2 separate regions of the Homo sapiens genome follow, and region 1 is linked to region 2. The links are chromatin loops, found by intact Hi-C in ENCODE. Cell type or tissue: PC-3. All regions are shown on one strand. Links, peaks and the distances in the headings refer to the core of each region. The heading gives the core; the rest is flanking DNA.

Region 1 (10,519 bases), core at 1,074-9,073, 58 kb after region 2:
ATATATACACACATACATATATATACACACACATATATATATACATATATACACACAGATATATATATATACACACACACATATATACACACGTATACACACACACACACACACATATAGTAGAGACACGGTCTCCCTATGTTGCCCAGGCTGGTCTTGAACTCCTGGGCTCAACTGATCCTCCAGCCTTGGCCTCCCAAAGTGCTGGGATTACTGGAGCGAGCTACCGCACCAGGCCCCTCCTCATATTCTTGATCATGGCTCAATTCTAAGATTCCTTCTTTTTTTCTAACTCTATTTTACCTCGAATCCAAATTTAGCCCTCATGGCTGTATGATAAAGGAACTTCAAACTGGACCACTTGTCACTACTGCAATTAGTACTAGCTTTGTTCCAGTCACTCTTTACCAAGCTACTTGAATCACTCTAATTTCTTAATGGTCTCCAGTTTTCTACATTTGCTTTTCTATAGTGTATTCTCTTCAGTCTTTCCTTCTCAGCCAGAAGCATATTCATTATAAACACATGTAATTATATCACTCCTCTGGTCTAGCACTCTAAACTTGGCCTCCCCGACTCATTTAAAATAAAGATCGGAATCCTTGCTAAGCCCTACGGGGTCCTACATGATCTGGCCCCAAAAATTCCTCTGCTCTCCCTCTTTCTACTCATCCCCCTCCTTCCATGCACTAGACTGCCTTCTTTCAGTTTCTCAAACACCTTGAGGCCATTCTTATCTCAGAGCTTTAACATTGGCTCTTCTCCTGCCTGGAAAACTCTTCCAATGGCCTTTATATCATTTAGGCCTCATCAATGGTAAGCTTCCCAGAGATGCCTTCCCCGCACACACTTTTACCAATAGCACTGCTCAGCATGTTCTATCCCCTTACTCCACTTAGCTATCATCATAGTATTTATAACAGCATAAAATTATATCATTTATTTATTTGCATTTTTTATCTCTCCTCCTCCTGCTAGAGGGCTTTCCCCATAAGACAGAGACGACTTAGATCATGTTTGCTTTTCCTTTGACAAGAATAAGGCTGATACATGGTAGACAGTCAAAATATTGTTGAATGAATAGTTGTTGTTTCTATGGCTTTATTAGTGGAATAAAGAATATCATTTATGGAATTTAAAATACTTATAGAATTGTTCTGTATAGAATATGCTAGTATTCACTTTTCATACGTATAAAATATTTCATATATCTTTCTATATTTCTCAATATAATTTCCTAATTTTAATATATGATATTTAATATCTACCTTTCATTTACATTTTTTCTTTTTTTATTATACTTTAAGTTCTAGTGTACACATGCACAACATGCAGGTTTATTACATAAGTATACATGTGCCATGTTGGTTTGCTGTACCCATCAACTCATTATTTACATTAAGTATTTCTCGTAATGCTATCCCTCCTCCAGCCTCCCTCCCCCTAACAGGCCCTGGTGTGTGATGTTCCCCACCCTGTGTCCATGTGTTCTCATTGTTGAACTCCCACTTATGAGTGAGAATATGCAGTGTTTGATTTTCTCTCCTTGTGATAGTTGGCTTAGAATGATGGTTTCCAGCTTCAACCATGTCCCTGCAAAAGACATGAACTCATCCTTTTTTATGGCTGCATAATATTCCATGGTGCATATATGCCGCATTTTCTTTATCCAGTCTATCATTGATGGACATTTGGATTGGTTCCAAGTCTTTGCTATTGTGAATAGTGCCACAATAAACATATGTGTGCATATGTCTTTACAGTAGCATGATTTATAATCCTTTGGGTATATACTCAGTAATGGGATCAGTGGGTCAAATGGTATTTCTAGTTCTAGATCCTTGAGGAATCGCTACACTGTCTTCCACAATGGCTGAACTAATTTACACTTCCACCAACCCTGTAAAATTTTTCCTGTTCCTCCACATACTCTCCAGCATCTGTTGTTTCCTGACTTTTTAATGATCGCCATTCTAACTGGCGTGAGACGGTATCTCATTGTGGTTTTGATTTGCATTTCTCTGATGACCAGTGATGATGAGTATTTTTTCATGTGTCTGTTGGCTGCATAAATGTCTTCTTTTGAGAAGTGTCTGTTCATATACTTTGCCTACTTTTTGATGGGGTTGTTTGCTTTTTTCTTGTAAATTTGTTTAAGCTCCTTGCAGATTCTGGATAGTAGCCCTTTGTCAGATGAGTAGGTTGTGAAAATATTTTCCCATTCTGTAGGTTGACTGTTCACTCTGATGATAGTTTCTTTTGCTGTGCAGAAGCTCTTTAGTTAAATTAGATCCCCCATTTGTCAATTTTGGCTTTTGTTGCCATTGCTTTTGGTGTTTTAGTCATGAAGTCTTTGCCCATGTCTGTGTCCTGAATGGTATTGCCTAGGTTTTCTTCTAGGGCTTTTATGGTTTTAGGTCTTACATTTAGGTCTTTACTCCATCTTGAGTTAATTTTTGTATAAAGAGTTAATATTTGGTATCAATTTTAATATGTGATATATAATATCAACATTTCATTTACATTTTTTCTTAATTATTTAATAATGGCATTGGTAACATTATGGAAGGGAGATATATCTTTAAATGCTCATTTTAATCCATGCTGTTGCTAAGTCTTATATACATTACCCACATTACCAAATTTTCTTCATTTTATTTCTATTAAGAGTATCTTTAATATTCTACATATATGTGCAGCAGCTTCATTTTCAAATTCTCTTATTAATTTTCTTTTTTATTAACAAAATATCTTTAATATTCTTTTTTCTCTATATATTTGTAAACGAATATGTCTCTTCCAAATTTTATATCAAAAATTTATCTTTCTGATTGCATAGATTAAAAGTATCAAAACGAAATAAGCATCATGTAAAATGTTGTTCAGTTTCAAAATAACTGAGCATCATGTGAATGTCTTGAATATTTTCTGTTCCTGTGTCTTCTTTACTACTTTCTTTTCTATTAGATGAATATTCTCTAGTGTAGCATTTTAATTCCTTTAATAATTATATTTTTAAAATTATTTTCTTAGTGGTTTCTCTAGGGTTTACAATAATAATCTTAACTTATCTATATCTACCTCAGCACCATATTAACATAATCTAGTGATACGTAGAAACTTTGCTTCTATATAGTTTCAATTGCTTATTATTTTTATGCTTTGTTATTAGTGATTAACAGAAAACCAAAGATGTTCAAAGTCCTTCAAATCTGGCAGTATTCTATTGCTAAACTCTATAGGATTTGTAGAATTTTATTTTATTTTTTTTCAGATGGAGTCTTGCTCTGTCACCCATGCTGGAGGGCAGTGGCGCGATCTCGGCTCACTGCAAGTTCCGCCTCCCGGGTTCAAGCCATTCTCCGCCTCAGCCTCCCAAGTAGCTGGGACTACAGGCGCCTGCCACCAAGCCCAGCTAATTTTTTGGTATTTTTAGTGGAGATGTGGTTTCACCATGTTAGCCAGGATGGTCTTGATCTCCTGACCTTGTAATCCGCCTGCCTCGGCCTCCCAAAGTGCTGGGATTACAAGTGTGCGCCACTGCACCGGGCCAGCAAAGGACTTTTAAGAATTTTTTCTGCCTTACCTTGTTGAAAATCTGAAGTTTTTCTATATTTCTACATTTAATAATAAGTCTGATGTTCAAATAATCTCGTCAGAAATCTTCTTTCTTTGGCATTGACTTCATTCTCAAGTAGGACATCAACCAGTATCTTCAGGCTTGCAAAAAAACAATTTATTATCTCTGTGGGGGGGTGGGGGGGAGTCCCCAATAGGTCCAGTTGAGGTCCCTGCATCTGTGGTTTTTGTCCTAGATTAGGTTATATGAACATCTTAGAACCAACATTGGAGCCAGGAAAATGAATTGCTCTGAGTGACCTGGTTGGGAACATGTTACCCAACTGAACTCAGGTGTGCCTGCTCAAGGCAGTAAAGCCAAACATGGTCATTGGTATTGAAGTGACAGAAACTGAGACATTTATTGGAGAGCACCAAGTAAGGAGAGTTGGACAGATAATGTTTAAGACCCAAACTCCCATATGGCTTATAAGATAAGGGCTTTTAAAGATTGAGAGGCAGAGGTTATGGGCAAAGTTATAAGTCAACATAGAGGGGCTACACGTTGTTTTGACCTAAAGTGGGAGACATCTCAAAGCGAGGAACCACAGGTCCACAAGTTATAGGTGGATTTAGATTTTTTGATTTGAGATTGGTTACGGAAGTGAAACTTTGTCTAAAAATTTGGAATTAGCAGAAGATAAAGTTTGCTCTGGCTCATGAGAGTGACTTTTTTGGGCCTCCACAGGAAGAAATTTAGAACAAAGGAAAGTGGTCAGAGTTTAGTCTTCATCTCTCTCTTATTTGAGGTCTATGTGTCAACACATAAAGACATAAACCTCCTTATCTGAGATATATGTTTGGTGGGGGTCTGGGTTTTTTGAAAAACAGCTCAGGGACGTATGTTAAGATGTTATCTTCAGTTTTTATAGGGAATTATTCTTGTGACTCTGTTATATTTTGGCTATTATTTTAAGCTACTGTTATCTTTTTGTTATTTATTTTGTGGGGCTTGCTAGGTGTCTGGAATTTCCTTTGAAAAAATTCGAGATTTTTTTTTTTTTAATTTTCGTGTTTGGGAGGGGATACCTAGCACCTTCCTAAGAGGGGTCCCTGTTTCATTTCAATGTCTACCATAATTGTGGATTAGGAGTGGTGCAAGCTCTCTGAATTACGGGGGTTAAGAACAGGAAGAAATGCTTTCCCCAAAAATTGGAATTATTACTTACATGAAGAATGAATGAGTCCTTGTAAGACAAAATCAACAGATGTGATCTATGTATAAGCTTATATTATTATTTAATACATAAACCAGGAAACTTTTGAGGGTGAAAGTTTTAACAAAAACTATTTTTTAAGAGGCATTAGTCATCAAAATAAGTGAGTCTTAAACTTATACTGACTTGTAAAACAGAAGAACTAGATGAAACTGACATACAACACAAACTAAATTCCAATTGAACATCAACAGTTCAGACCCATATATTCCAAGTTAAAATAAAAGAGAAACTGATATAACAGGACTTAACGTGTTCCAAAGCCCACTGACTGGTTGAGCAACTTCAGTAGTTTACAAATTCTCACCAATCTCTGCTAGATCTTCTTTACTAACTTTTTCCCTAAAACCACTCTATATGACTAACTTCAACCTTCAAATTCCCTAAAACCACTCTATATGACTAACTGCAACCTCAAATTCCTCTTTTGAGACACTTCTGAGACTCTGCCAAAGCAGTGCTCTCCTATGTTCAACACATTTAATAAATTCGGCTTCATATGGTCAACAGCTTTCACTAATGGTCTTTGTAAGGAGACTTCATGATGCCCAGGAAAGTGCCTAGACTTTTAAAGTGAAAACATGGAGTTTGGTGTGGCTGAAGCTGAGTGAATAAGAAGGAGTATAGTGGGAAATAACGTGAGAAGGTAAGAGGTGCACACCATGGAAAGCCTTATTGGCCATTTTAAGGATTGATGTTATTGTAAGTGAAAAGTGAGTCACTGAAAGATTTTGAGAAGAGAAATGATATGCATTTACTTCATGTCAAAGGTCTTGCTCTAGCTGTTGAGCTAGGAATAGAATATAGGAGGACAAAGGTGGAAGAAAGTTGGCCAGTTAAAAAGCTATTGAAATAATCAAGGCAAGAGATAGTGATAGATCAGCTAATGTCATAGCAGTAGAGACAGTGCAAAAATATCAGACTTTGGGTATATTTTCTAAGTGTGGACCAGTGCGATTTACTAATGAGCTAGATGTGGGAATAAGAGAAAAAGAAGAGTCAGGGATGATTCCAAAGTTTATGACCACAGCAACTAGAAGGATAAAATTGCCACTTCCTTCTTGGAAAAGACTGGCACATTACAGGCTTGTGAGAGAATTTGAGTAAATTGGTTTTGGACATTACTATGGGAAGAATTGTGGTCTTCTCAAAATTCATGTTGTGAACACCTAGCTCCCCACATAAATTGTAAGTTTACGTGGATATAGGGCCTTGAAAGAGATAATTTAGTTAAAATGAAGTGATTGGGATGGGCCCTAATCCAATGACTGGTGTCATAGATGAGGATATTAGGACACAGACACACACACAGAGAAGGCAGCCATCTACAAGCCAAAAAGAGAGGTCTCAGAAGAAACCAACCCTACTGATACCTTGATCTTGAATTTCTAGTTTCCAGAATTGTGAGAAAAATGAATTTCTATTGTTTAATCCACCCAGATTGTGTTGCTTTATTATGGCAGCCCTAGCAAACTTGGGAGTCATTGTCATACAGAGGGTATTTAAGGATATTAAACTGGGTGAGGTTACAAGGAGAATGACTGCAGATAAAGAATAGAAGGTATCCAAGAAACAAGCCCTGCAAAATTTCACTTTTAGAGGCTGGAGATAAGAACAAAAATGTCTCAACAAAAGAAACTGTGAAAGAGTGACCAGTCAGGAAATTAACAGATTGAAATATCCTGGAAACCAAGTCAAGAAATTGTTTTCTATACAAAGGAGTAATTAATTAATTGTTTTAAATGCCCCTGATTGTGCAACAGGTTGAAGATTGTGAATTTTTAATTATATTCAGAAATGTGGAGATCATCGGTGACACTATCAAGGAAACTTTGATGAAATAGGAGAGGAAGTAAAAGTCTAATTAAAATAGATTTAAAGTGGAGAATGAGAGATGTGGAATTGAGACTAATTTATCTTTTTGTTTTATTATGTGCCTAGCACAGAAGTCTCATTGAATCTATATATTAGATCTTTTAAAAATAAATGTTTTTATCTGATTTCCAAATCTGCAAAGCTGAAGCACAGAGCCTTCATGGAAGTGATCTTTTAAAATACCTTGAGAAGTTCCCTGCTGAGTTTCTCAGAAACCTTTCAAAACATTAGTCATGACATGCTTTTATAGAGAAATTTACTTGTAGAGTAGCATCCCTATCAATAATGTAATATCAGAATGTGCTTCAAATTTTGTTTACTATAAAGAAGTAATAACTTCTTTAGGTAATTATTTGCTGTTTTTCATTTGATACTTTAATGGATTTCCTCAGAGCACAAATAAATTACATTAAATAATTTCAACTGAAGAATTGGTTATATAAATTAGATTTACTAGTAAATCCTATTAATATGCCTTTTTATATCAAGACATAAAGGCATTGTTTTAGAGATACAGACTTTCAAGAGAATGAAAACATTATCTAATGCCATATGGAACTTTTCTGTAACCTAGTAGCTTTAACTACATTAGGTTGTATCTGTTGGTTATTTAGTACATTTTAATAGCAATCTGAATAGTGACATTTTGGTTAATGCAATTTTCAGCTGATAACAAGTGGGTATTCTGTGGTTTATTTTTAAACTTTTTTCTTAGACGTTATTAACTCATTATTAAAAACACTTTATTTTGTAAATAAACATAGTACACATATATATTTAGGAGGTACATAAGTGATATTTTGATATATACAATGTGCAGTGACCAAATCAGGGCAATATGCATATCTGGCACCTAAAATAGTAATCATTTCTTTGCGTTGGGAACATTCAATATCCTCTCTTCTAGCTATCTGAAAATATATAATAAATTATTGTTAACTATAGTCAGCCTCTAGTGCTATAGAACACTAGAACTTATTCCTCCTATCTAATTGTAATTTTATATTCCTTAACAGATCTATCCCTACCCTATCCTCAGTCCCACTTTCTCAGTCTCTAGTAAACATTAGTCTACTGCTTACTTCTGTGAGAGCAACATTTTTAGCTTCTGCATATGAGTGAGAACGTGGCTTTCTCACTTTCTGTTTCTAGCTTATTTTACTTAACATAATGATCTCCAGGTTCATCCATGTTGCTGTGTATTTCATTCTTCCCCACGGCTAAATAGTATTCTATTGTGCATATATGCCATATTGTCTTTATCCATTCATCTGTTGATGGACGCAGGTTGATTCCATATCTTAGCTATTGTGAGTTGTGCTGTAACAAACATGGGAGTGCAGATATCTCTTCAATACACTGATTTCCTTTTCTTTGGATATACACCCAGTAGTAGAATTGCTGGACCATATGATAGTTCTAGTTGTAGGTTTTTGAGGAAATTCCATATCATTCTCCATAATGGCTGTACCAGTTTACATTCCCTCCAATAGTATGTAAGAGTTCCTTTTTCTCCACATTCTCACTACCATTTTGTTGTTGTTGTTGTTGTTTTGTTTTGTTTTGTCTTTTTGGTAATAGCCATTTTAACTGGAGTGAGATGATATCTCATTGTGGTTTTGTTTGCATTTCCCTGAATGAAATGTTGTTAGGCATTTAAAAGATAAATTTGTTGTCCATTTGTATGTCTTCTTTTGAGAAATGTCTTCTCAGATTGTTTGTTCATTTTTAACTGAATTATTTGTGTGTTTGTTTGTTTTGCTGTTGAGTTGCTTGTGTTTCTTGTATATTCTGGATATTAATTCCTTGTTGGATAAAAAGTTTGTAAATATTTTCTCCCGTCCTTAAGTTGTCTTTTCATTCTGTTGATTTTTTCTTTTGGTGTGCAGAAACCTTTTAGTTTGATACAATTTCATTTGTCTATAAAATTAATACTTAAGAGACGATTGCAAACTAAAGACGTTTCTAATATTTAAGAGCAAAAAGAGGCTATATGGTAGATGTTATTAATGTATCTTCACATTTATTCATACATTAAACATGTTTTTGTAGGTTCCTCTTTTGGGCCCTATATTATGCTGGCTATTGTAAATAAATAGGCTAAGCAAACAGGCATGGTCCCTACCTCACAGACCGTGTAATCTAATGGACGAGAAGACTAACAAATAACCAAACAATACATAATTAAAGTTTGTGATAAGCTCTACCATAGTGATAATATTAGGAGTATAATTCCTAAGGTCAAATAATAAAAATGTAATTGCTACTTGGGAAACATTTTATGAGAGAAACTATAAAAAGACTTCAGTGGTCTATAGAATGTAAAGGAAAATACTTTAGATGGCACGATCAAGAAAAATCAGAGATGATAATTAATTTGAGATATGGATGATAAGAGGAAACCCTCTAAGCAAAGAGTGGAAGACAGAGTGCTCCTAGCAAAGTCTTGAGTTAAAAAAGAGATTAGAAGCTGAAAAAGAACAGGAGCTCTCACTCACTAAGAGTGAGAGCTCAGTGGTTTGAAGTAAAATTATAAAGACAGGGAGAAAGATCATCTTTTTTGGCCTTGTAGGATTTCATGCTAATCCCAATGGGAGACCTTCTAAAGGTTTTAAACAAAGAAAAATAATGTTTTAGAAAGGTCACTCTGCTTTCTGTGTGAAAAATGAATCAGAAAAGTACAGTCAAGGAGACTGGCTGGAAGGCTCCAGAAATATTCTAAAGTAAGAAAGGGATTGTGTGGAAGAAATGGTTGTAGAAGTAAGTAGTGGACTGAGCAAATATTGGAAATAGAATTAAATGGACTTACTGATAAATTAGATATAGGAGATGTGGCAGTACACTTCCATAGGAATTACATAATCTTCCACTGAAGAATCCAGTATTTTGTGTGCCTCTCCAATGAACTGAAGAGCAGTTCTTTGCTCTTCTAGAAATATGTCTAAATAAATGAAAGCACTATTTATGATGTTGATGCTTGTTTCCCAGTTATTATGTGCTCACATTCAAAATTCCTTAAAGCATAAAAATAGAATTAAATATACAACTGAGAAATAAGGATACATCCTATTAGTCAAAAAGGAAAGGAATGCTGAATAGGAACTCTCTATAAAACACATATACATGCAAACAAAACACACCCTTTTAGAATGCAACTCTTAAAACATTTTTTTTTCACTCACAAGAAAAAATATATTACCTCAACTTAGAGTTTATTGCGTAAATCATTCATCATAGTGGCCCAAATGAAAGTCATGGCCTTCTTATAAGTAGAATCACTATTAAAAATCTCTTCTTGAATTTCAGATGTGCCAAACTAGTTTAAATATATTTAAAGCTTATATTCATGCTGTTGTATTGTAAAAAGAAAGAGTATTTCTTACTGATTACTTTGGAATTTCATTCTAGCTAAGACAGCATAGTTGAAACCAAAGAGAAAGTTTTACTTAGTCAATAAAACTGCATTTTAGCTTATTTTTAAGGACATTTTTCTTCAATTAAAGATTGAAGAGAATAAATTAGTAATTCTCTCGTTTCTCTCTCTCTTTGAAAGAAAATTTAAAAAAGCACCCCTTTTCAAGAAAATGGTGTAGGAAGGCAAAATGAATATAACTGGTACCGTTCACTTTAGTTTTGTCTTTAAATCGAATTCTTATTCAAGGAGAAAGATCTTTCTGGAAATCTGAGAACCAAATCAGTACAATTTATTCAAACATTATATGACTCTTTTAAAATAACGTAACCCAATGGAGAATCTACTTTTGTCTTTCTTTTCTTTTCCTTTCCTTTCCTTTCCTTTCCTTTCCTTC
Region 2 (10,519 bases), core at 949-8,948:
AGTCAATTAACAGAGCCTTGGAAGACGAGACTACCCCAAAGACATGCAACCCTTCCCTCTCTGTCTTAGTTTAAGGACAAGTAGAGGTTTTTGTGGCCAGGCACAAGCCGTGAAATTGGTCATTTGGGTCAGAGAAACATGGCAATGTACTGAAGAGCTAGAGACACCCAGGAAGAAATGTAAAATGTAAAATTCTGTGACCAGAAAATTAACTTCTGATGTAGTTCTTTCTATAGCATCCTACCTCTCACTAGTTTGCCCAGTAAAATGAGCACACAAGAAAAAAAAAAAAATCTGGGCACATAAGCAACAAAACTCCATGAAAAAAAAGACATGTGAATGTCAATAAATAACACCTAATGAAACAGCATGAATAGAACACACAACTTTAGAATAGACAGAATTATCCTCAAAGTGATGAAGAAGAAATTTAATACACTTCCCAAAACACAAAAACAGCTAAGAATAAATTTGGCAAGTACTAAAATTTGTTAAAATAAATAAAATTAGCAGACAGAATCGATGTCAGAATGGACTCAGATGAGGAGTGAATTAGTGAAGTACAAGATCAAGTGAAAAATCCTTCCTAGTTCAACCCATAAAGGACAGAGAATTAAAATGTATGAAAATAGAAGTTAGAAAAAAAGGGTGATAGATCTAAAAGTTCCAATATATGTCTAAAGTAATTTCATTATAAATAGAATACTCAAAATTAGAAAGGAGGAAATAATAAATACTATCAGAATTGAAGAAAGGTGTGCATTAATCTTGTTAACTGGGTGCTTAACATGTTGTAAATACATGAAACAAAGCAAAACTTCATACCCAGACATACTGGTAACATTTTAGAAAACCCAGGATCAAGTGAAACTTACTATGAGTTTCAAGATGAACAAAATTAGAGACTCTAAAAGACAAAGTATCACATTGACATTGGAATTCTAGCTGGCAATTCTGAACATAATTGCCAGAATTCTGAATATATGATCTGATTTAAAAAAAGGTCTGATTTAGAATTTTCCAGAACCAAATGAATTATATGTGTGAGGACAATACGACTGTTTCAAACCTCTAGGACTCACAAAGCTTACTCTCAAAATTACTAGCTGAAGAAATAGTGTATGATAGATTTTTATCACAAAATTAATCCAAAAGGAAGACGAGGAAAACGAGAAACACAAAAGAATGAGGAAACTATAAAGGTTATTGAATTAGACCAGAAAATTGAGGTTAGTACAGCCTGAAGATTGTAAAAAATGATTTCAGAAAGCAGTAAGAAAAATTGGTAGTGCCTGAATAGATCCCAACAACAACAACAGAGAATTACACATACAAGAAATGAGAGAAGGCAAATTTTGCTTGAATGGAAGTGTAGATTAAAACAAAAAGATGTTTCTTTTTTGTCTACCAAATTCAAAATATATAACAAGTTTTATGATATAGGGAAAATGGAAATATTTTGTCTACCAAATTGGAAAGCTATAACAAGATGTATGGTATAAGGAAACTGGAAATATCACTGATGCAAGCTGATAGTTTTCTGAGTTATATATTAAAAGTTAACCATATTAAAAGTGATTGAAGTTCAGTCTTTTGATATAGTGTATTATTGATTGGATTCTTTAGTTGCCAGCAACAGAAACATTGGGGTGTGTGTGTGTGTGTGTGTGTGTGTAACACATAGTTAATTCTCATTATTCATGATAGCTATGTTCCATAAAGTCACCATGAATATTAATTTAGCAGATATCAAACTATTGCTCCAAGGGGAAATACAGGATTAGGTTCCTGTGAGCCTGTGGTCACAAAATTTTTGTCACTCCAAACACCACTTGTGTTACCTAGGTTTGTTTGCCAAAATCTTTGAAAAACAAGCCAGTCTCATTACCTTTGAAAACCTGCTGTTGTACATAACCCTTTTTCTGTATGACAGTTGGCAAATGTTTTTTAATTGCCTTGACTGCCAGTTTAACATTTTCCATGTAGCATTGCTTTTTGAAACATGCAAACCAGCCAGCACTAGCTGAGAATGGTTTAACATTTTCTTGACCATGGATAAGGTGACCATACATATTTTTGGGTTTTAACCTCACAACAATGCTGACCACTATGCTTCTTAACAATTCGTAGTCATCACATGAATCCACACGTTTAACTACTTTTTTTGTCTTTTCCATAGTTTCAATACATCCTGTGTCTATGTTACTGAGAAGTGACAGCGTGCTGGCAGTCCTCAGAGCCCTCGCTTGCTCTCGGCACCTCCTCTGCCTGGGCTCCCACTTTGGCGGCATTTGAGGAGCCCTTCAGCCCACCACTGCACTGTGGGAGCCCCTTTCTGGGCTGGCCAAGGCTGGAGCCCACTCCCTCAGCTTGCAGGGAGGTGTGGAGGGAGAGGCTCGAGCGGGAACCGGGGCTACGTGTGGCGCTTGCGGGCCAGCTGGAATTCCGGGTGGGCGTGGGCTTGGCGGGCCCCGCACTCGGAGCAGACAGCCAGCCCTGCTGGCCCCGGGCAATGAGGGACATGGCACCCTGGCCAGTGGCTGCGGAGGGTGTACTGGGTCCCCCAGCAGTGCCAGCCCACCGGTGCTGCGCTCCATTTCTCACCGAGCCTTAGCTGCCTTCCCGCGGGGCAGGGCTTGGGACCTGCAGCCCGCCATGCCTGAGCCTCCGACCCACTCCATGGGCTCCTGTGCGGCCCGAGCCTCCCCGACGAGCACCACCCCCTGCTCCACGGCACCCAGTCCCATCGACCACCCAAGGGCTGAGGAATGCGAGCGCACCTTGCGGGACTGGCAGGCAGCTCCACCTGCAGCCCTGGTGCGGGATCCACCAGGTGAAGCCAGCTGGGCTCCTGAGTCTGGTGGGGACGTGGAGAGTCTTTATGTCTAGCTCAGGGATTGTAAATACACCAATCAGCACCCTGTGTTTAGCTCAAGGTTTGTGAGTGCACCAATCGACACTCTGTATCTAGCTGCTCTGGTGGGGCCTTGGAGAACCTTTATGTCTAGCTCAGGGATTGTAAATACACCAATCGGCACTCTGTATCTAGCTCAAGGTTTGTAAACACACCAATCAGCACCCTGTTTAGCTCAAGGTTTGTGAGTGCACCAATCGACACTCTGTATCTAGCTGCTCTGGTGGGGCCTTGGAGAACCTTTGTGTCCATACTCTGTATCTAACTAATCTGATGGGGACGTGGAGAACCTTTGTATCTAGCTCAGGGACTGTAAATGCACCAATCATCAGCACCCTGTCAAAACAGGCCACTGGGCTCTACCAATCAGCAGGATGTGGGTGGGTCCAGATAAGAGAATAAAAGCAGGCTGCCGAGCCAACATTGGCAACCCGCTGGGGTTCCTTTCCACAATGTGGAAGCTTTGTTGTTTCGCTCTTTGCAATAAATCTTGCTACTGCTCAGTCTTTGGGTCCACGCTGACTTTATGAGCTGTAACACTCACCTTGAAGATCTGCAGCTTCACTCCTGAGCCCAGCGAGACCATGAGCCCACTGGGAGGAACGAACAACTCCAGATGCGCTGCCTTGAAGAGCTGTAACACTCACCACGAAGGTCTGCAGCTTCACTCCTGAGCCAGCGAGACCACGAACCAGCCAGAAGGAAGAAACTCCAAACACATCTAAACATCAGAAGGGACAGACTCTAGACGCGCCACCTTAAGAGCTGTAACACTCACCGCGAGGGTCCCCGGCTTCATTCTTGAAGTCAGTGAGACCAAGAACCCACCAATTCCGGACACATTGCTTTAGCACTTTCCAAAGCAATCTCATGTACACATCAGTGAGTTTTCTCTTTCTTTTTCTAGACATACGGTATTGTTGACTCATAACGTTGAACTCATGGCCAACAGCACTGTAACACATGCCTGAACAAAGATTATCTAGCACACATTTCTTCTTAAGGAACATCACAGCCTTCTTGTGCTTAGAAATATTAGACAGCACTTCAGCCTAACACATATAAAGACCATTTTATACATCAAAGTCACCCCCCCGAAAAGCACAAAAATGTGAAAATGGCATTACGTAGACTGTGAAAGGAGCACATTTACAGTGTGAGAGCTGAAACAAGAAGGTGGAGTCTTGCCTCGTTCCACCCCATCAGAGAATGTATGTGTGGGTGACACAAAGATTTCAATGCCCTGTACATGTGAGCGTATAACCACAAAACCATAGTGAATATTAATTTTGGAGTTACAGATACATTTAGCATGCAAATTCATAAGTACTGAATAATGAGGATTGACTCGTGTGTGTGTGTGTTTGTGTGTGTGTGTATGCATGGAGAGGGAGAGAGATTTATTAGAAGGATATGAGTCAACACTCATGGAATTAAAGAAAAATTGAACAATGAAGCGTAAGAAGTGGTATGAAACAGGCATGTGGGGATCCAGTTGGAAGGGAATTACAGAAAGTTTCCTCAGATGTCATAATAAGCATGAATCAGATTTATGGATTTTCAGTGCCCTTTTTTTTTTTTTTTTTTTTTGGAGATTCAAATTCCAGGAAGAGAGTCTGATGGGTCTTGTTAGGTCCATGACTCTCCTCAGGTCAGGCAAAGGCTGCGTACCAAGGCTGACGTCTCATCAAGACTGCAAGCATCAGACAATTGAGTTGCTATTACTAAAACAAAGTGCCATGAATTTGAAAATGCAAAAAATAACATATGTGCACTCTCTTCTCTATATCTATTTCCTTAAATTTATACCAAGGAAAGAATCATGGATTTAGGTTGGTGTTTATGTTAAAAATACTTAAATAATTTAAGTCTGAGTCATCTAATTGTTATTTGCACCATGATTTGAAAACACATATTTACGTGATTTCTGTTGCTGCATAAAAAGTTACTACAGATAGCAGCTTAAACCATTTATTAATTATCTCATGATTTCCATGGGTTAGGAGTCCAAGGGTGGCTTACTGAGTCCTCTTCTCAGGGTATCGCGAGGCTGCAATCCAGGTGTTGGCTGGGCTGCATTCCATTCTCAGGGTTCTCTTCCAAGCTCATGTGGTTGCCAGCAGAATTCCATTTGTGTGTATGTGTGATTATAGGAGTGAAGTCCCTCTTTTCTATGATTTTATGTGATTATAAGACTGTCAGCCAGGATTTGCTTTCTGCTCCTAGAGGCCACTTGCAGTTCCTGGCCTTATGGCCTCTCCTAGTCCCTCTCTCCACATGGCAGCTTACTTTTTCAAGACCTGCAGAAGAATGTTTCTCTTTGGGGATGGCCAAGCATTTTTTTTTTTTTCAAGAACTATCTTGATTACATTATACCTATCCAGGATAATATCCCTTTTGATGAACTCAAGGGACCTTAGTTATAGCTGTAAAATATTTGCACCTGTTATATAAAGTAGGGTAATTATGGTACTAATACCCCATCACCTCTGCCAGGTTCTATTCATTAGAATCAAATCACAGGGGAGAGGATAATGCAGGGTGTAACACCAAGAGTTGGATTCTCAGGGGCATCTTAGAGTTCTATCTACCACTTTGAGGAATATTTAATTTATTGAAAAAATGTTTTATATATAATATTTAATTTAGAAAAATCCAAAACACCTTACATAATATTAAAACAGTGTAACAGTTAAAGGACAATGTAGAACTAAACTAAATACAACCAATGGCCTTCCCCTGAGTTGTATAATTAAGAGTGATTTTTGTTTATTCTTCACAGCTTATTTATAAATTCCATATTTTCTACAGCAAGCAAGTGATGCTTTTATAATTAGAAATGTTGTATCTAGGTTAAGAGCATGGATACTGGAACCAACTGACTGAACTGTAATTGAGATCTGCAATTTAAAAGCTCTGTGATTAGGGTAAACTATCCACACTGAGCCTTTGTTTTTGTTTTTTAAACAAAGAATCTGACTCCATTTCTGTTGATTGCTATCAGCTTTCATGCCCTGCCACTCCTTATGGACCCTCTGCTTCCTTTCTAGAGAATGTGATAAGAGAGCCTGAGTGTTCCCTCCTGTGGCTCTGGTAAAAAGTTTAAACCATACAAAAACCCTAAAAGCCAAGCCCGTCTCCTTCCCTACTCTCAATCCATTTCGGGACTGCTTGGGAGCCTCCCCTCTCCTCAGAAAACCTCATTATGTGGGTAACAAATATGTTCATACCCTCTGTGCATGTGTAGTGTCATCATTCTCAACAACTCAACCAACTTTTGAGTGGGGAGAGCCCATTCTGCCTCTTCAGGGTGACCACAACACTTTATTTGTGAAATGGAGTTATTAATAGTATTGACACACTCATTTATTATAAGGAAAAAATTTATTAATGTATATAAAAGCACTTAAAACAGTGCCTGCACATAGTAAATGCAAGGCTCTTGTATCGGTTCGAACCCCAAGAGCATGCCAACAAACAACACAAGGTGGTGTGGAGCAACACACTGTTTTTAATGAGCGCCTGGGTGCAGATGGGCTGAGGCCTAAAATGGCGTCAGCAACAAATTAGGACGAGGCAGGGGTTTTATAGTCTCCTATAAACAGGAAGTGTCTCAGTCTGACGTAACTGCTACGCTGTACCGCTGTACCCGGACGGCCTCTCTTTTGGTCTTCAGCGGGTACCGTTTCTTCCAGCCAGCTCTCTTCCTACTTCTGCTGTCTTGCTGACGCAAGTGCCTTGGGACTGGGCCTGAGGAGGGGGGAGTTATTAATTCCCTTAAGCTTTCAGGCCCCTGGGAGAATCGTTCAGTAAACATCATGTAAGTAAGTGTTAACTGTAGATACTTATAAATATTATTGGTGATCTGATTATTTGCCTTATGCTGCTGATTCTGCCAACCATAATTGTTTTACAAAAGAAAATTAACATAATATTGTATGCTATAGCAAAAATTTTTTAAGTCCTTTAGAAAAGAAAAAAACTACATGCTATATACTGTAATGTAATTTAGAGAGTAAATTGTGTTTTCAGTCATTTCCAAAATTAAAGAAAATGGACTTCATTTATTATAATTTGAATTTTGATTATTTTTAGCCTTTAAATAACATATAATTATACATCAAGCACCTATTTATCTAAAACTTAAAGTTACAGCATGCTTTTACAAACACTTTTCCTTAATCTATGGATACATAAAATGTTTGTAAATGGGTTAGAATCAGGAATTTGTTCTTTAACCAGCTTCTGGAATTTATTCATGGAGATCTGTTAGGTTTCCTATTTTTAAATCTGGAGGACTATAGAATGAAAAAAATATTAGAATGATGGCTTATGGCATTAGAAATTTTTATAGCAGCTTTATTCATGATTGCCAAAACTTGAAAGGAAGCAAGATGCCCTTCGTAGGTGAACGGATAACCAAACAGAAGTAGAAGTACATCCATACAATGGAAACTACTTAGAGATAAAAAGATATGAGGTATTAAGCCACAGAACAACATGGAGGAGCCTTAAATGCACATTGCTAAGTGAAAGAAGCCAATCTGGAAAGGCTACAGACTGTATGCTTCCAACAATATAATGTTCTGAAATAGCTGAAGCCATGGTCAAAATAAAAAGATCTGTGGTTGCCCAAAGCTCAGGGGAGAGGAGGTTAAGGATACACAGATGGAGCACAGAAGATTTTTAGGGCAGTGAAACTATTCTGTATAATACTGTGATAGTGGATACATGTCATTATACACTGCTCAAAAAAGAAAACTTGAGGTCAATATCCTTGATAAACATCAATGCAAAAATCCTCAAAAAATACTAGTAAATCAAATCCAGAAGCACAACAAAAAGCTAATCTACCGTGATTAAGTAGGCTTCATCCTGAGGATGCAAGATTGGTTCAACATATGCAAATCAATAAACGTGATTCATCACTTAAACAGAACTAAAGACAAAACCACATGATTATCTCAGTAGATGTAGAAAAGACTTTTGATAAAATTCAACATTCCTTCATGTTAAAAACTTTCAATGAACTAGGTATTGAAGAAACATACTTCAAAATAATAATAGTCATCTATGACAAACCCACAGCCAACATTATACTGAATGGGCAAAAGCCGCAAACATTCCCCTTCAAAACTGGCACAAGGCAAGATGCCCTCTCTCAACACTTCTATTTAACATAGTATTGGGTGTCGTAGCCATAGCAATCAGGCAAGAGGAAGAAATAAAGGACATCCAAGTAGGAAGACAGGAAGTCAAACTATCTCTGTTTGTAGACAACATGATTCCATATCTAGAAAACCCCATAGTCACAGGCCCTAAACTCCTCTAGCTGATAAACAACTTCAGCAAAGTTGTAGGATACAAAATCAACATACAAAAATCACTAACATTCTTATATACCAACAATAGCCAAATCAGACAGGCAATACCATTCACAATTGCCACATATACAAAATTAAATACCTAGGAATATAGCTAATCAGGGAGGTGAGAGTTCTTCACAATGATAATTACAAAACACTGCTCAAGGAAATCAGAGAAAACACAAACAAATGGAAAAACATCCCATGATCACAGATAGGCAGAATCAGTATCATTAAAATGGCTATACTGCCCAAAGCAATTTATAGATTCAATGCTATTCCTATCAAACTACCAAAGACATTCATCACAGAACTAGAAAAAACTATTTTATAATTCACATGGAACCAAAAAAAGAGCCCGAATACCCAAGGCAATCCTAAGCGAAAAGAATAAACCTGGAGGCATCATGCTACCTGACTTCAAACTATACTACAAAGCTACACTAACCAAAATAGCATGGTACTCATACGAAAACAGGCCCATACCAGTGAAACAAAATAGAAAGCCCAGAAATGAGGCTGCATAGCTATGACCATCTGATCTTTGACAAAGCTGACAAAAACAAGCAATGGGGAAAAGATTCCCTATCCAATAAATGGTGCTGGCATAACTGCCTAGCCATAGGCAGATTGAAGTTGGAGCCCTACCTTTCACCATATACAAAAATAAGTCAAGATGGGTTGAAGACTTAAATGTAAAACCCAGAGCTATAAAAACTCTGGAAGATAACCTAGGCAATACCATCCTGGACATAGGAACAGGCAAAGATTTCATGACAAAAACTAGCAAACAAATCTCAATAAAAATTGACAAGTGCTATCTAATTAAGCTTAAGAGCTCTGCACAGCAAAAGAAAGTATCAACAGAGTAAATGGACAACCTACAGAATGGGATAAAATATTTGCAAACTATGCATCTGACAAAGGTCTAATATCCAGCATCTACAAGGAATTTAAACAAATTTATAACAGAAAAACAACCCCATTAAAAAGTGGGCAAAGGACATGACCAGAAACTTCTCAGAAAGAGATATACATGCGGGCAACAAGAATATTAAAAAAAGCTCAATATCACTGATCATTAGAGAAACGCAAATCAAAACCACAATGGGATAACATTTCACACCAGTCAGAATGGCTATTATCAAAAAGTCAGAAAACAACAGATGCTGGCGAGGCTGCAGAGAAAAGGGAACACTTACACACTGTTGGCAGGAGTGTAAATTAGTTCAACAATTGTGGAAAGCAGTATGGAGATTTTTCAAAGAGCTAAAAGCAGACCTACTGTTCAACTCCACAATCCCATTACTGGGTATATACCCAGAGGAATATAAATCATTCTACCATAAAGACACATTCATGCAAATCTCCATTGCAGCACTATTCACAATTGCAAAGACATGGAGAAATGTCCATCAATGAGAGATTGGATAAAGAAAATGTGATCGTGTACACCATGGAATACTATGCAGCCACAAAAAAGAATGAGATAGATCATGACTTTTGTGGGAACATGGATGGAGTGGAGGCTATTATACTTAGCAAACTAATGCAGGAACAGAAAACCAAATACTGCATGTTCTCACTTATAAATGGGAACTAAATGATGAGAACTTACAAATACAAAGAAGGAAACAACAGACACTGGGGTCTACTTGATGGGGAGGAAGGATAAGGGAGAGGATTAGAAAAGATAACTATTGGGTACTGGGCTTAATATCTGTGTGATGAAATAACATGTGCAACAAACCCTCATGACACACGTTTACCTGTGTAACAAACGTTCACATGTATCCCCGAACCTAAAATAAAAGTTAAAAAAATTAAAGTCTATTTTTTTAAATAATATGTTAGAATGATGACTTGAAACATTCTAAATTTTCTTTTAAACTATCAAAGAATGATTCAATTAAGTTGTGTTGGTCAATTTTTGCATTGCTATAAAGAAATATCCAAGGTTGGGTAATTTACAAAGAAAGGAATTGTATTTTGGCTTACGATTCTGCAGGTTGTAAAAACATGGCGCCAACAGCAGTTCAGCTTCTAGTGAGGCCCTCAGGAAGCTTACAATCATGGTGGAAAGCCAAGGTGGGAGCTGATGTATTACATGGAGAGAGATGGAGCAAGAGAAAGCAAGGGAGGAGGTGCCACACTCTTTTAAACAACCAGATCTCGTGTGCACTTGGAGCGAGAACTCAGTCATTACTCCGAGGAGAGCACCAAGCCATTTATGAGGGAT

What was found. Peaks named below come from ENCODE experiments on the same cell type or tissue, not always from the same donor. Only the 100,000 strongest peaks of a DNase experiment are listed, where the experiment ranks them.
Region 1: a loop joins it to region 2, with 2.8 times the contacts of the local background. A loop is called at or near these places in 1 of 110 quality-filtered maps.

What each region holds. Positions count from the first base shown.
Region 1 is chr6:55,035,108-55,045,626 of GRCh38, forward strand. No RefSeq gene overlaps it. Among named protein-coding and RNA genes, the nearest start is that of HCRTR2, 130 kb to the right of the region's middle. In PC-3, for the core only: no CTCF peak of the experiment used is centred there; a DNase peak (open chromatin) is centred at 5,184; H3K4me3 peaks cover 1,285 bases; H3K27ac peaks cover 2,165 bases.
Region 2 is chr6:54,976,849-54,987,367 of GRCh38, forward strand. No RefSeq gene overlaps it. Among named protein-coding and RNA genes, the nearest start is that of FAM83B, 140 kb to the left of the region's middle. RefSeq lists an enhancer at 2,000-2,500. In PC-3, for the core only: no CTCF peak of the experiment used is centred there; a DNase peak (open chromatin) is centred at 4,433; H3K27ac peaks cover 1,237 bases.